2 separate regions of the Homo sapiens genome follow, and region 2 is linked to region 1. Evidence: chromatin loops called from intact Hi-C (ENCODE). Cell type or tissue: endothelial cell of umbilical vein. All regions are shown on one strand. Each heading gives the region's core, and the rest is flanking DNA. Links, peaks and the distances in the headings are about the cores only.

Region 1 (7,794 bases), core at 2,200-6,199:
GAATGTGAAAATAAAACATTAAGACTGCAGCAAATGATTTATTATTGATTTTTAAAAAGAGTTTGATAATGAGTAAGACAATAACAAACAATCCACTCCCTTCTGCAACCCTGGATGGTGTCATAAGAAAAGACTCTAGTACTTGACCCCTTGATAGTATCATCTGAAATTTAAAAGAAAATTCAATCTTGTCCCAGGGAGACAGTGTCTCTCAGTCTGAGCCAGTGCTCTGCTGCCTCTGGAATCTGCAGTGAGCTCCTTCAGATTTTTAACCCTGGGATAAAAAGAATAATCTTCCTAAATGGAGTGTTATGAAGACTGCTGTGCTCCTGAAATTCCCTTGAAGATGAAAATAAAATTATCCTAATAAATATAACTGTTTACTACTTCTTCAGTGTCAAATGGGGGGCAGGGGACATGGGGCTACATTGCAAAGCTCTTGCAGAAATTGACTTCGGAAACTTTGTCTCCATTCTCACGCATTAGGTTCTTTTTTTTTTTTTTTGAGACAGAGTCTTGCTCTGTCACCCAGGCTGGAGTGCAGTGGCATGATCTCAGCTCACAGCAATCTCTTTCTCCTGGGTTCAAGCAATTCTCCTATCTCTGCCTCCTGAGTAGTTGGAATTACAGGCACAAGCCACCATGCCTGGCTAAGTTTTGTATTTTAAGTAGACCCAGGGTTTCACCATGTTGGCCAGTCTGGTCTTGAACTCTTGGCCTCAAGTGATCTGCCCACCTCGGCATCTGAAAGTGCTGGGATTACAGGCGTGAGCCACTGCATTCAGTCGCACATTAGGTTCTTGTTTAATTCTGCTTGGTAAAGGTTCTGTTGGCTCTTTATCAGAAATTCCAGTGGCTTTCTGTGAGGTGTCAGGTGCATGGTATAGCACACACAGCCTGAATTTGTCTTTCAACAGTGTGTATCAAAGGTGATTTTCAGGAATGCACCAGAGCAATTAGAGCAATCATTAGTTCCAATTTGCAAGAATTAATCCATCATATTTGGGACACTAAATGAGAATTTACATCATCATTATTATTATTTGATGGAGTCTTGCTATGTTGCCCAGGCTGGTCTCGGACTACTGGTCTTAAGCAATTCTCCTGTCTTGGCCTCTATCATTATTATTTATTATTTTGAAAAATCACAGGAGCCTTGGTTAAGGGTTGTCTCAGGGAGCTAGGATGGGTAGGTCTGGGTAGGAAGGTTATAAAGGAAAGAAGTCCCTCAAAGATGCATATAGTTCTAATTTTCTTTCAGCTTCTCCCCTGCTAATATTTAAATTTAGAATGTGTATTTCCTGCAATGTGATGGCTTGAATGCATGATCCTGCCAGAATGTGTACAGTTAAACTATACCTGGGGACAGTCATGCTGTAACAGAGATTCCCAACTTTCTCAGTGTATGTCACTCTTAGTGTTTCAGTAATATTTTTTACGGTGACCCTAGGTCAAAAGAAATACTTAAATGCCCTGTTTATGAAGTTATGAGGTCCAAACAGCTTGACAGGTGGATTTGCATGGTGTCTGACAGTTGTTTCTGGGTTTCCCTCAAAAATTAAAAACATCCCACTGTATTTCTGTGGGGTTGCTGTGGTACCCAAGGTGCTCTGGTACAGATTTTGGGAACCATGGCTATAACAGCTTTGAAAATCAGTGAAAAGTCTAGAAGTGTGATTTGCAGTATCTCCTTTCACCCCTCACTCTTTGTGAGACCATGGCCACAACATTTGACCTAAAGGTGCCATTAAAAAGTTTCATACAGCCAAGTGAGTCGGCCTGGCTTACCACTTGGTGTGGAGGATATGAGAAAGAGACACAGAGTGAAGTCTTAGCAGGATTTAAGGCAGTCCTGGGAATAAATCAGGCTTGGTTATTATTCAGTAGTTTACTGAGCCCGCGTCAAATGGGGAGGCTGTGACGAAGAATCTAAAAAGTAAAAGAACACAGCCCTTATATAATCTGAGAAGAGGATGCAGTAAGTCAGATTATCACTGGAAATTACACGGATGCCAACCATAGCTGAGAAGCTGGCTAGATACTGAACACTTCACATTCTTAGGTGAAAATCAGACAAATGAGCACAAGATGTTCACCATGTTGGAAGAGTTGTACGAATACCTCAGTAGATGAATAAATGACCGGTTGCCTGCATTCCAATTCTGTGCTGCTTCTGACTTACAGGTAGCAAGGAGCTACCTATAGCATAAGCTAAACTAGTGTCTTTCAAACTTTGGTGAGCATGTGAAGGGTTTGTTAAAACCAATTGCTGGGCTCCATTCCCAGAGTTTCTGATTCAGTTAGTTTGGGGTGCCTGAGAGTCTGCATTTCTAACAAGTTCCTAGGTGATCTGGATATACTTTCCAGGGCCCACATGTTGAGAACCACCAGCCTGATCCATTTAAGAACATGTTGGAGGAACTAAGGTGCCATCCTGGTAGGCTGTACTCACTCAACACATGGCAGGCACCCCCACCTTTCCATCCTGACCAGCACACGGTCAGCCTTCTCTAGAATATTTCCAGTGAACGGCAGCTTACTCTGGCCAACACGTCCAGCTGTGTTGGTGGACTGTGCCCACTGAGGGCCACTTGCATTTTAAATGGGCACACCTGAATTTGGGACGCTCAACTCCTGTGGCAACAAAACGGCAATGAGACACAATGGGAAGGGGAGTGTACCCATTGGGCACTTTGATTTTGTATTTTCCAAAAGATTGGCTTTGCACTCTGCTTACTTGTAAGTATGGGGCACAACCACACAGGATGCAGAAAAAGCATTCTCAGTTCTCAAGGAGGGGTTTTCACGGCAGAATCATCTGAGGAGCTTTGCTCACCGTCTCCAGGCCTGGGCCCAATAATGCGTACTTAGAAAAGCCACTCAGGTGATTCCACTGAGACCTTCTGCTCATGGGAGAAGTGCTTGAGTTTGAGCGTGGAGACAGGTCACCCTACTGTCCTCTTAACCCTACAGCCATTTGCTCTGCCACTGCGAGGCCACATGTGTATGTCTTACTGTATTATGTCCTGCTCAACTTCCTCAGGCCTACAGAGAAATCTATTCTTGTGCCTCTTGTCACCCTTCCTTGGATGGTGGCAGTCATGGCCAGTGTGATCTATCCAAAGCACGTTGCCAATTAACACTCATTAGCTAGGTGCTAGAGAACAGATCCAAAAAGGGGTACCTGCTATTGCACCAACAAACCAAGTGCACCTTTCTAGTGGACTTCTGTATTGAACCCTCCTTGCCTGCCCCTTGTACTTATTTTCTTAGAGCGGGGTTCTCAAAGTATGCAGGCAGCAGAATCAGATCACTTGGGAACAAGATGGCAATGCAGATGCACCGCCTCTATCCCAGACCTAATGAGTTATAAACTCTGAAGGTGGGGTTCGGGTCCTATGTTTCTGATGCACACTTGAGTGTGAGAACTACTGCTTTATAGTATTGGTGCACTCCCCTGCCCATCGCCACAAATTAGAAGGTCTTCAAAAGGTAGGGACCACTCTCCTTCCTCCCCCCACAAGTTAGCACACTGATCAGTGCATAGTAGGAACTCAAAAAACATGAGTTATTTCTTGAAGCTAGGGCAGCTGTACTGCCTGCTCACAAGAGTGAATAAACACTCCCTTGGCGTGCCACCTCTGAGAGGTTGCCAACACTGGGTCTAAATTATCTCCCATTTCTTATGGGTTGTATTTTCCATATTTACAAATCAGCTTTCCCTAAATCCTCTCCAAGTTTTTTACATTCTTTTCAGCTCAGGAAGCCAAAAACAAGATGGCATGTTTTAGCCAATGTCTGTTTCCTGCTGGGAGGGGGAAGGGCATTTCTGCATGATTCTTAAATTCCATGCTCCCAGCATGGTGATTATTTTCCGAACAATAGAACCAGATTGCTGATTCATGTTCGGCTCACGGCTCCAAGCATTTTTTTTTTCCTGCTGTACTTGTACCGATGCAACACAATAATGTTCTATTCATCCCTCTGAATTAGAAATGCCAGCAGCTCAGATATGCAACTGAAGAATCCCCCCTCCCCTCTGGCTTATTTAAAGCCTTCCCACAAATAACACATTTTGAAATATTAGACGGTGCTCACTTTGAGCCATTTGGCTTGGGCAAGGACAGTTAAACCTTATTTTTTTCTCAGCTGCTCCTTGCACAATGCCTGGCACACTGTCACTATTATTCTTAAACACTGTTTGTTGAGTGAATCACATACCTTCTTCTTGAGGTTCTAGCCTTATCCTTCTCTTCTGCCCTAATATATTACAATAAGCCCTTTCTTAGGTGCAGAGAGAAAGCCTTGCTCTCACATTCAGAGGCTCGTGTTTGCATCCAGCCAAAGAATGAGATTGACCTCAAGGTCTGATGATCCAGGTGGGCTCCAGCCAGCCCCATCCCAGTTTGCACACTGTCTGCAGCACCAGTCCTGCCACTGCTATAGCAGCAAGATTTTTGGCTGCCTCTCAGCACAGCTTTGCCAATGAGCAAGAGGGGTCATCTGTGGGGTTTTGTTTCCTAGCTGCAAAGTCAAATCAGGGGGACTACTTAGTGCTCTGAAAGCTCTCATGGTCAACCTGGCTTTCACATCAAAATCACCTGCGCACCTTTGAAAAAAAAAAAAAAAAAAAAAAAAAAATCCCAGTGCCCAGGTGCACTCCAGGCCAATTAGTGTCTGTAGCTCAGGCCTCAGTTTGTAAAGCAGCGTGGGTGATTCTGATGCCCAGCCAAGATTGAGAGCCACTTAGGTTTAGAGGCCCTAAAGTAGCCTCTGAAGTAGTATCCAGGGGTCTCCTGCATCTGCCCTTGCCCCTTCTCATCTCTGTTTAAAATGGCATTCCAACAGGTAGGATACGATTCCGCTCCTGTCACCCCTCTGCTCAAAATCCCACTGTGGCTCCCACAAGGATCTGCCCCATCTGCCTCTCTGTCTCTCCTCTCCCAGTTTCAGCTTCACCAACTCCTTCCTCTTCCTCGAACGTGTCATATGTGCCCCCTACAAGAGGGCCTTTTGCGTCAGGATTTTTCCTTGCCTGAAATGCTCATGCCTCCAACACCTGCTTGGGTCCCTCCCTCACCTCCATTAAGGGTTGAACACCTGAAGTTCTCGGGATGCCTATTTGAACATCCCAGTGCTGTCACCTGCCCCTTCCCTGGGCACGGCGCTTCCCAATACCCCTTATCTTCCTCTCCTGTCTCTCTTTGCCATAGTACTTAGTGTCTTTTAACATGCTGTACATTTTACTTCTGTGCTTTGCTGCTGCTGTTGTTGACTGTTTTTTCTCCCTCTGCTAGGAAGTCAGCTTTACGGGGACAGGGATCTTTTTCATTCTGTTCACTGATGACCCCAAGTGCTAACACAGTGTGTAGTTCATAGCAGGCCCTTAGTAAATACTCGTTAAATGGAGAACACCCTTGTTGGGGGTGCTAGGGACAGGTGCTGAATGGAGGAAGGGAGGCCCAGTGACACAAAAGGAAATAAATTTTCTCAAAAATGACAGATTTTGAGGAAACACTTATTAAATTCTAATTATGAGGAGTTGCCAGGCAATGTCTAGGTTAAAAAAAATGCACACTATAGAGACAGGAAGTGGACGAGTGGTCAGCTAGGGCTGGGTGGTGGGGGTGAGGGATTGGTTTAAGGATGGGGAGTGACTGCTCATGGATACAAGGGATCCTTTTGGGGTGGATGAAGGTATCCTGAAAGGAGACTGTGGTGACGGCAGTATATAAATGGCTGTAAATACACCAAAATCCAGTGAACTATATATTTTCAATGGGTAAACTTTGTTATATAAATTACATCTCAATAAAACTGTTGAAAATACACACCTAACTGAAGCATCATACAGGGTGTTAAAGACAGAGCTGAAAAAGAAATAGGCTATTATTATTTCTTGTCAGGCATGTGGATTTTCTCTGGCTTGAGTTTTGAATTGGGAGTGAGAGAGAACCTTCCTTATCTCTCATTTGCTGCCAGAGACATCTATTTATTGGTAAAGAAATGTAATTGAAACTTCTTGATCAAGGCCTACCTCAAGAGCAATTTATTTGGATTAAATGGCTTTCCTTAATAACTTCCACATCTATCAAAATTCTGCAGTCTTTTCTAGGCCTCCAGGTCAGTTTTGGAAAACAAGCAGCTACTTTGTATGAAACTGAACTTTGACACTTTTGAACTTATAATGCCAAGGAAAACTCCAGGCATGTTGACATCAGTACCATCTGCTGATGGGCAATTGCTCCACACAAACAGAGCTCAAAGTGTCTGTGGCAGTGAACTGAGATGTTGCTTAGCTAGCAGCCCTGTGAATCTTCCTCCCGAGAACTCACTGATGTTATGGTAATCTAATAACATATATGGAACAATAACAGCACATTGCAATGAAAATGCTGCATGGTTACAACTCAATGAAGACCATTCTCCCTCTTCTGGGAGCTTAACAGCATACCTTGTTAAGCTGTGAAGGGGGAAACTTTCTTTCTGCTCTTCTGCCTGTTTCTCTGCTCAAAATCTTGACATATGCCCATCAGTGCACAAAGGGTCTGTTTGAACAAAGGTCAGGGGGCTATCCAGAGTCCTGGCTTCAACCTTCTCTTTTGGGAATCCCTAAGATGTGAGCAACGTGATGATATGAGAAGACTCTTGGGGACTGCTGCTATGTGTCTGGAGAACTCCTGAGGAGGACACAGTCACTATGCCATTAATAATTAGAATGTTTGAATGAATGGTAAGTTTTCTGCTCATTGATGAAACAGAGGGCCAGAGGACTGAGAAACTTGCCCTTTGTGACCCAGCTGGCAAGGGGAAGAGTTAGACTGCCAACCACAACAAATGCTTTTAACTGCTAAGCCATTCTGCATCCCACCTGCAAGGTGCACATCACTCAGCTGGGTGCCATGATGGGTGCAGAGATGACTAAGCCCCACCCCTTTCCTTCTGACAGATATTGACTGGTAGAGAAGACGGGATGTGCACAAACAATTCTAATTAGGGGAGGCTGTATTTAATACTCTGTCAGAAGTGCAGAGGGCCATTAGTGTGTGTGAAAGGGAAAGAATAACAAAAAAACCCAACTTTACAAAACATGGACACTCCACAGATTACCATGCCTCCCCGCACAGGGACCACGCCAATTTTCTCTGTCAAGATCCAGCTATAAACTGAGGGCCTGGTCAGGTGCAGTGGCTCACACCTGTAATCCCAGCACTTTGGGAGACCGAGGCGGGCAGATCACTTGAGGTCAGGAGTTTGAGACCAGCCTGGCCAATATGGTGAAACCCCATCTCTACTAAAAATACAAAAATTAGCCGGGTGTGGTGGCACGTGCCTGTAATCCCAGCTACTTGGGAGGCTGAGGCAGGAGAATCACTTGAACCTGGGAGGCAGAGGTTGCAGTGAGCTGAGATAGTGGCATTGCACTCTAGCCTGGGCAACAGAGCGAGACTCTGTCACAAAACAATACAAAGCAAAACAAAACAAAACAAACAGAGGGTCTTTCATAATGTGGGTTACGTAAAGTGTAGTTTATTGGGTTGGTATCATTCTGACCATGCAATCTGGATGCTTGGACAGAATAGCTACATCAGCTTGTTTTAATATCATTTGTACATGTGTCCCCAAAGAAGATAGCATGTCCCTTACGGAGATGTTGTAGGAATTAAATGAGTTCATGCAAGAAAAGGGCTTAGGATAGTACCTTGCACATAGTAAGTGCTCAATAAATGTGAGTTGTTATTGTTATGCATAGTTAAGCCTAGGTTCTGGATAACTGAGTATTGGGTACCAGAG
Region 2 (7,794 bases), core at 1,600-5,599, 350 kb after region 1:
CGTTATACTTGCTCACAGGTTTAACATTGGTATTTTTAAAAATGGGGAAAAAAGAAGCCTTTTCCTCAGTTTCTTGAAAAAACTTAGAAAGTGTGATTCAATATCACGCAGTACAGCCCCCAATTTTTGCACCAGCAGAAGCTATAAAAGGGATCAAAACATCGCCTTGCTTTGAGGCATGTGTCACCAGGCTTGGCTGTGTCCAGTGTATAGGTTCTTCTGGGGCTGACCATTATCCCTGAGCATCCAAAATGCTGCGATATTTGAAAGAAGGAAATAATAATCCCACTAGCAAAGAACTGAAAGTGTGGGTGATATGTGGACTTGAGGAGATTTTCATGAGAACTGCAAATGAAAGACACAGAAAGTGACAAGTCATGAACATCACAATGATGGTCCCGCCAAACACATGGGTTGAGTGATTCCTAAGAGATTAAACACTGTAATGTGGGCAAATAGAAAAACAATTGAAGTCAGGTGCCTGGCACGCAGACATTCAGGGGACATTTGCTGTATTGAATTCAAGTGAGTGCCTTCCCTATGTTGCTTTGCAATATAACTGCACTGGTGAACCAAGTCAAAACGGAAAAACTCTCAAAATCACATCTAAAGAAATTTATAAGCAAGGGCAAATAAACATAGGGTAAACTTACCACTGCTAAACCTCAACTCATCATGACCATACTAACCACAGCCCCTAATTATCCCTGGAGTTGTAAAGAAAGAACAGAAACATTAGAAAACAAGCTGACCTTAGTGTCTATTGAGAATCTAATATTCTGCCTTCTCTAATTGCAACAAAAATAGTACACAGTGAAAAATAATATGTTTGGAATGATCAATTTTAAATGCGAAAATGGCTCAAATAATGAATAAAATGTGTCTGCTCTTTAGACTTTTTAGTGAGGTAAGAAGATTTAAGAAAATTTAAATAAGACTTCAAACAAAATGGTTTTGTAACCAGAAAAGTTAAATGAAGCAGAATGACTAAATCTCTACCCATTGTGGTTAATTGAAGCTGCTTTATATCTGGGTGCCAGTGGGAACTTGGAGTAATCATATCATAGGAGCTTGTAAACCTTCTGGATTTGCAGGGAGTTATGAGGATTACCAAGATTTGACTTTAGTGATATGGTAAACAGTTTCTCTAAAACCCAACCTTCCAACTGATACAGCCTTCTACCAGGCTCCTGTGGGTCTCTGGGAATTTTCATTTGAACCAAGCAGTTAGTGGTAAATGGAGTGCATTGGGAAATTTCCACCTGGGGGGATCTGATATCTGATTTCTTCCCTCCAGTGCACCCTCTGGGGTACTCTCAAGTGTGGCTTAGCGTCATTTGAGCAGTCTCCTTCGACTTATCTCCCATCCTATCCGTCTCAGCCCCAAAGCTGCCTTGGCAGGTAGTGTGGTAACACAGGATTAGGGTTGCAGCAGCAAGGGAATAGCCCTTCTAGAGTCTATACAAAATTCTGGACAGTCACCAAGAGAGAAGGGCAGAGTAGCTAACCTTTCTCTTCTCACGGTGCACATGCATCTGCTGCAAACGTGGAATACCACAGCAGTCTGGCAGCTCAGGTACAGTCAGCAAGGAGCCATGGGAAGGGCTGGGAGCCTGGAATAATTCTCATTCCAAACCCCTATTGAAACCAGAAACCCCAAGAAACCCAAGAGTGATTTCCCACTCCCTGACTCCTTTAACTTAAAGCAAATTGTAAAAAATTTTTAAAGCAAATATAAACAAGCAAAGTGAGAAAAGGAAAGAAGGAAAGGGAGGAAGGAAAATGGAAGGAAGAAAGAAGGAAGACAGAAAGGCAGAAATGAAGAAAAGAAAGAAAGGGAGAAATGAAGGAAAGAAAAAGCTGAAGTTTTTATTTCCCAGGACTGCAATTACAAAGCTAATTATGGAAGAAATAAAATACAAAAATGGTAACTAGGCAATCCTTATGGGAGGAATCAATACCTCTCCACCAGGAAACTACCCAGAGGACATCCTTAGCTATATTTTAAAACTTGTTATTGAATAATAAGATTATGACTATCACCAACATAATTTTGAAAATGATGGTGGTAGCGTATTGGGCAGAAAACAGAATAACATTGTTCCCATTTCCTACGATGAAAGCTGTTAATGAATTATATGATATGACGTGAAGTGATGCTATATTGCATTTAAGTTATATAGCTTGCTACAGGGTTTTTTTCATGGAGGCAGATTGCCCATGGAAGATATATTTCTGAAGTAGGAACAAAATGAAGTTGAGCATTTATTTTTAACTAAAGAAATTATTTGATTTTTCTCATGAAACTAAGCTACCCTGTCTGGTTACTCTAGTCTTTGACTCACAGTTCATCCTGTGTCTTCCCCGGTAGCAGTACTGTTGGTGCCCCCCTCATATCCCCTCAGCTCCCCATTTCTGGGCACCCCAACTGGTGAGCTCTTGTGACTTTTCCCCCAAGAGTTTTCTCTGGTTCCTGGGATTCACCTAGTCCATGCATGGGGCAGAGCAGAAATGCCTAGGAGGTAACAACTGAAAGCCAACCTTAACCAGGACTGAGGAAGGTGGAGAATAACCCAGATAATAATGCTCTTGGTGGAGAATAACCCAGCTGCCTCCCACCTTAGTTGGGACAATACTGAAGTGTGTTCTACACAGTTAATCAGAGTTCCCCAAAGGCAACGGTCCTAAGTTCTCCACCTGCTGGTGTTACCTGCTGAATAGCCTCTTGTACCACATCCTTGTCTCAGGATATGTTTTGGGGAAACCCATGCCAAGACATTAATCAAAGGCCCAATTTCACCCACTTTATCATCTTTCTCCCTGAACTCTTACCCCAAGTCACCTATGGAGCAACAAGTCTCAGAAGAACTTTGGCCTAAGACAGAAATGAAGTGCTCAACTGTCTTCTTCTCTCTTCTGGCTTGTACCCATTACAGACCCTCCTGTACCCCCATTTTCACCTGTAGTCCCTCCCTCCCCTCTAACCCAACTCTTACACTCCTACCTGTAAGCTGCCACTCATGGCAATGGTAGCCACTGCTAATTCTTGTTCTAAAAAATGAAGCTTCATGGATAAAATAACAGATGGAAAAGATAGGTACGTATCGACTTCCTGCATGCAACTCTTCCCAATTCATTAAAACTGGAGTTTCTGAGGAACATCCGGAAATCCAGACATTTCCTATGATTGTTGCAGCTAAGATAAAAGCAAGCAGAGCAAGCCTCTGATTCTATGCCCACCACCCTCTCTTTCCCTACTCCAAGATAATAAATTGTTTTAAAAGTTTGAAAGTACCATTGCTTTAGCTCTTATGATATATTACTTCTGTTATTGCTTTCTATTTATATCTCTAGTCCAACAGTTCCTGGAACTGTTGATGTGTAAAGTTTAAACCAACTGCAGCAATTCTGAACAAAACTGACAGCTCTCTCTGCATTCTCTTATTAGGAAAGTCTTTAAGGCAAAGAACTGGGTAAGAAGAGTTTATTATACATTCCTGAGCAGGTACGTACTTTGTGATCTAAATTAGTAAGAGATATTTTTCCCCATGATTTGCCCTATAAGTTATTTTTATTCCGTGATGATCATTCTTTAACCTCTTTGTTCAGTGGGCCATAGCTTTTCTCCGACTTGCATTTATTCTCTTTCTGTCATTTGATTCCCCAACTCACAGACTTTTGGACAGACCAGTGAGTTTAAAGAGTTTCCTGAATTAAGGTTCCAGGCCACCTGAATCAGCATGACATGGGGCAGTGATTAAAGAGGCAGATTCAACAGGTCACTCACAATTGACTTGATGCAGCTTTAAAGGAAAGGCAAAGTGATCCTTACATACAGATACATTTGAAAACCACAGATTTGAGTGTGCAAATATGACAAGAAAGTTTAGACTATATAAAGCTTGGAACAAAGTTTTCCTTCTCTCTCCCAGGACTGAATTCATGGCATTGACCTCATTAGCTGGCTGTAGTGACTTAAGCTAATAAACTTTTACACCGATGCTTATTCCTAGGAGTGACAAAGATTCATGCCAATCTCTTCTGCTAGAAAGTGGAAAAAAGAAAACAAAGAAAAAAATTGCTTACAAAGAGTGAAAGGCACCCATACTTTCTAATGGAAAAAATATGGCAATATGTGAGCATAACACTTTAGGGGGAAGGAGCAGGGCTCATGTTTTCATTATTTTGATGAACTTTTCCTCTGGGGGCTAATCTTTGAGCAAAGAAGTTCTAGTTTCCTAACTGAGATGATAGAAAAAAAAAAAAAACCCAAAGAGATTAATTTGCATTCTTATTGGGAGAAAAATGTTCTTGTTTTTATTTTTTATTTTTTTCTAAAATTAGTGATCATGTGTTTTTGTTGATATCTTTAGTTCAAATCTCGTGTGGTCTATGTAAATTCTCTCTCTTTTTTTCATCTGTCAAGATGTTATTAAGTAAATTCAGTCTCTTTAGAAATAATCATTGTTTCCTGGCCCTGGGTTTGGAAGGATTTCCAAAGAAGATGACAGAAGCTTGGATCAGAATCACACTTGGCATTGTTGAGACAGGATTCATTATAGGCATATAGAGTATAGCTCAGCTTCAGGAGGAGGGGGGCTTTACTTTAGAATCCCATAGTGAATATGTTTATGGATGTCAGTAAACCATTGTGAGAAAACATACATGACTCTGTTGAGTAAACAAATACATTCTTTCTGAGCAGAGAATGAGTGTGGGATCACTTCATCTATGTAAGAACAGAACAATAGTAATATCTTCTTAAGACTCTCAGTTTGCAGAGCAATGTGCAAAATACACATCTTTGATAAAGGATGTCACATTTGCTACTGATGAGAGATGGCAGCATGTGACATTTGCCCATGAAATGTTTGTATTGGTCTTTGGATATTGCAGCGTGTCCCTATATCCATTTTAAATAGAAATGTGACTGACTAAAGGATTGTGGACTCTTGCCCTCTGAATGGCTTTATAAGCTCTACTGTTTTTCTAGCCTGATAAGTTACACATTCCCTATCATATAGCTCTCTAACTGTTTATATCTCACCAATAATTTTCTAAGTCACAAGATCTGGAAATGCTTCTTTATCATTTCAATACCAGCAACATGAATGAATAATATTCTGCACAGATTTTCTGTTTATGAGTCATTGACCCAAGGAACATAAAGCAATATTTCAGTTTCTATATATTTGAATCTTTGTTTCTCTCCTCATAATTAGTGTCCATTGTGTTTCAAAAACCTATTTTAATTTATTTATTAATAGCAAACGTATTAAATGAAACCATAGAAACCTCTGGAGGAGAAGCAGTTCTGTTTCTTTTTAAAAACAAGTAATTAGCTTAACTTATTTTCCAGTCAAATAGAAAGCTTTAACAGTTAAAAATTATAATTTAGTAACTAACTTTTTTCTGCATTTAATCTCTTTGAACTGCGACCTCTTCATATAGTCAGCCAACTCTTTGAAAATAATTATTCTAATTAATTAAAGTACTTTTAAAAAAGTTTACAAATTATATACATGTCTTAAGTTTTATGCTTTATTCAGTAGATGGATTTCTGAAATGTTATGTTAAAATCTCATTTTTAAAAAGTAGTTTTCATTTCTCCATCACTGGTATAATTGAACTGGTTTGTTAGTTTTGTTTTGGCTTAAGTTTTTTAAATGTTGACTTTTAGATTTTCTGCTTCAATGTCATTGTAAACCTAACACCCAAACTTCAGCTGAATTTGATAATCTATAAACCATTGCCACTCAACATATGGTCTATGGACCAGCAGCATCTGGGAGCTTGTTAGAAATGCAGAATCTCAAGCCCCAACCCAGATCTGCTGAATCAGAAGCTACATTTTAACAAGACTTTCTAGGTGACTCTTGACATTAAATTTGAGAAGCTCTAGTCAGCCTAATACTTCCTCTTTATAATGGCATTTCCAAATTAAAGGAACTCAGTATAAATTAAGGTATCTTAAAAATGTACCATAATAACCTGAAGATAGTGAATCTTCAAGGTAGAGGAACCTGGATGGTTTACTCTTCCACTGAGCATCCTCCTGGCAGCTCAGCCAGGGCTGCAGATTGTTAAGTGCTATGGCTTTTACATGGTGAACTCCTGGCACTGTACTGGAGACATGGTTAGAATGTGTGTGGTGAGGAAGCTCACAGTCAATAAGGAGAGACTCATAGGTAAATATGTAAATATAATACACTTCACAGTAGAGATACAGAAGTAGGACAGAGGGAGTGAATAATCCTGTGGGTGGAAGGTGGGGCAGAGGACAGAATAGGAAGGTTCCCAGAGAAGATGACTCAGTTTTAAGCATTTCACCCCATGGGCAAGTTGGAGGATGTTCCAAGCAGACAGGCCTACAGACAGTGAGGCAGATAAGCATCTCTGAGGAAATTCTCATGGTTTGATTTTGCTGAACAAGAGGTATATGTAGGTGAGGGGAGCAGCGGGTAGGAGTGGACCCACGGAAGTGGTGGGAAATAAGCCTGAATAATAGACACAAATGGCCTATTGTGCGAGTGTGGCTTTTGTCAAAGGGGGCCTGGAGAATCCTAAACAGAAGGGTATGGCCAGAGTTGTGTTTTGAAAGGTCATTTTGGATGTCGTGTAGAAAATGGACTGGATTAGAGTCAGGAAGCTGAGTATGTAGGTGGCTGCAGGGGCCCAGGTGACAGATAATGACTATCTGGCATGAAGTCATGGCAGGAGGATGGACAGCTCAGAATAGAATCCAAAAATAAAGAGGAGGAATTCCTTTTGTGATCAGATGTTGATCCAAGTTGACCCTTCTGCCATCAGCCACTCCTTCAAACCTTTGAGGACAATCGTTATTTGCTGAGTCTTTGTTTATTCAGAGCAAATGTCTCCAGGTCTTTGAATTGCTGCTCATGTGACATGATGTTATATCCTCCTTCAAGTATTTCAGTGTATTTATATTCCTTATACATTGCAGTTCCAAGAGTTGAAGAGAAGGTAAGATTGGGTGGGGAAAGGGAACAAAAAAATGACCGGGTTATACACAAGCCAAGTGCACCACAACCACTGGCTCATTTAGTTTCTAGAACCCTGCAAAATGTATTATTACCTCATTTACAAATGAAAACAGTAAGGCTTTGGAGGTTAAGAGTCTCACTTTTGGATTACCAGCTACTAGTAATAAAATCTGAATTTGTACCCTGAGATGTGTGTTTCGTATGTTAAACTATCTGCCCGGCAAGGATGCTTACAGCATCTTAAACTACCACTTCGCTATGGTTTGCTGTGACAATAACAAGGACTTCTTTGGCTACCAACCTTGCCCATCTGATACATTCCCAAGAACTAGATTGTAAGTGGAGAAGACCCCTAAGCAGCCAAGTAGATGGAACAAAGTCCAAATTCTCTATTTATAAGAAGGGACATCACCTTCAGAGCTTGTTTACTTTGTTTGTACACAGTTCTCCCAAGCTTGGCCATATGTTTCTGCAACCCACAGATGATTAGAAACAGCAAATTCAGACTGAGTAGGAAGCAAGTGAGATCTAATAGCTGATAAGATGACATCAAGGGAAGAAACATAAAAATGTAAAGAGCCATATATATAAAAAGTCAGGAAGTCTTGGTAATAGTTTTGGTCACTAATATAGAGAAAGACAAATCCATCATCTCGAATAGTCCTTGAGGGCACTTTGATTATAGCAAAGATAATAGACCTTTAGAGTCAGTATAAACCATATCTCTCACCTGAAGGAGAAAGTCACAATATGACATCCTGGGCCAGAGGGGTATTATTTTTTTGTCTCT

What was found. A loop is a pair of places that touch in the nucleus more often than their neighbours do. Peaks named below come from ENCODE experiments on the same cell type or tissue, not always from the same donor. Only the 100,000 strongest peaks of a DNase experiment are listed, where the experiment ranks them.
Region 2: a loop joins it to region 1, with 7 times the contacts of the local background. A loop is called at or near these places in 1 of 110 quality-filtered maps.

Annotation. Positions count from the first base shown.
Region 1 is chr3:24,238,455-24,246,248 of GRCh38, forward strand. All of the region lies in intron 3 of THRB (thyroid hormone receptor beta), which reads right to left. Among named protein-coding and RNA genes, the nearest start is that of THRB-AS2, 91 kb to the left of the region's middle. In endothelial cell of umbilical vein, for the core only: no CTCF peak of the experiment used is centred there; a DNase peak (open chromatin) is centred at 3,847; H3K27ac peaks cover 1,182 bases.
Region 2 is chr3:24,585,569-24,593,362 of GRCh38, forward strand. No RefSeq gene overlaps it. Among named protein-coding and RNA genes, the nearest start is that of THRB, 95 kb to the left of the region's middle. In endothelial cell of umbilical vein, for the core only: no CTCF peak of the experiment used is centred there; a DNase peak (open chromatin) is centred at 3,173; H3K27ac peaks cover 1,246 bases.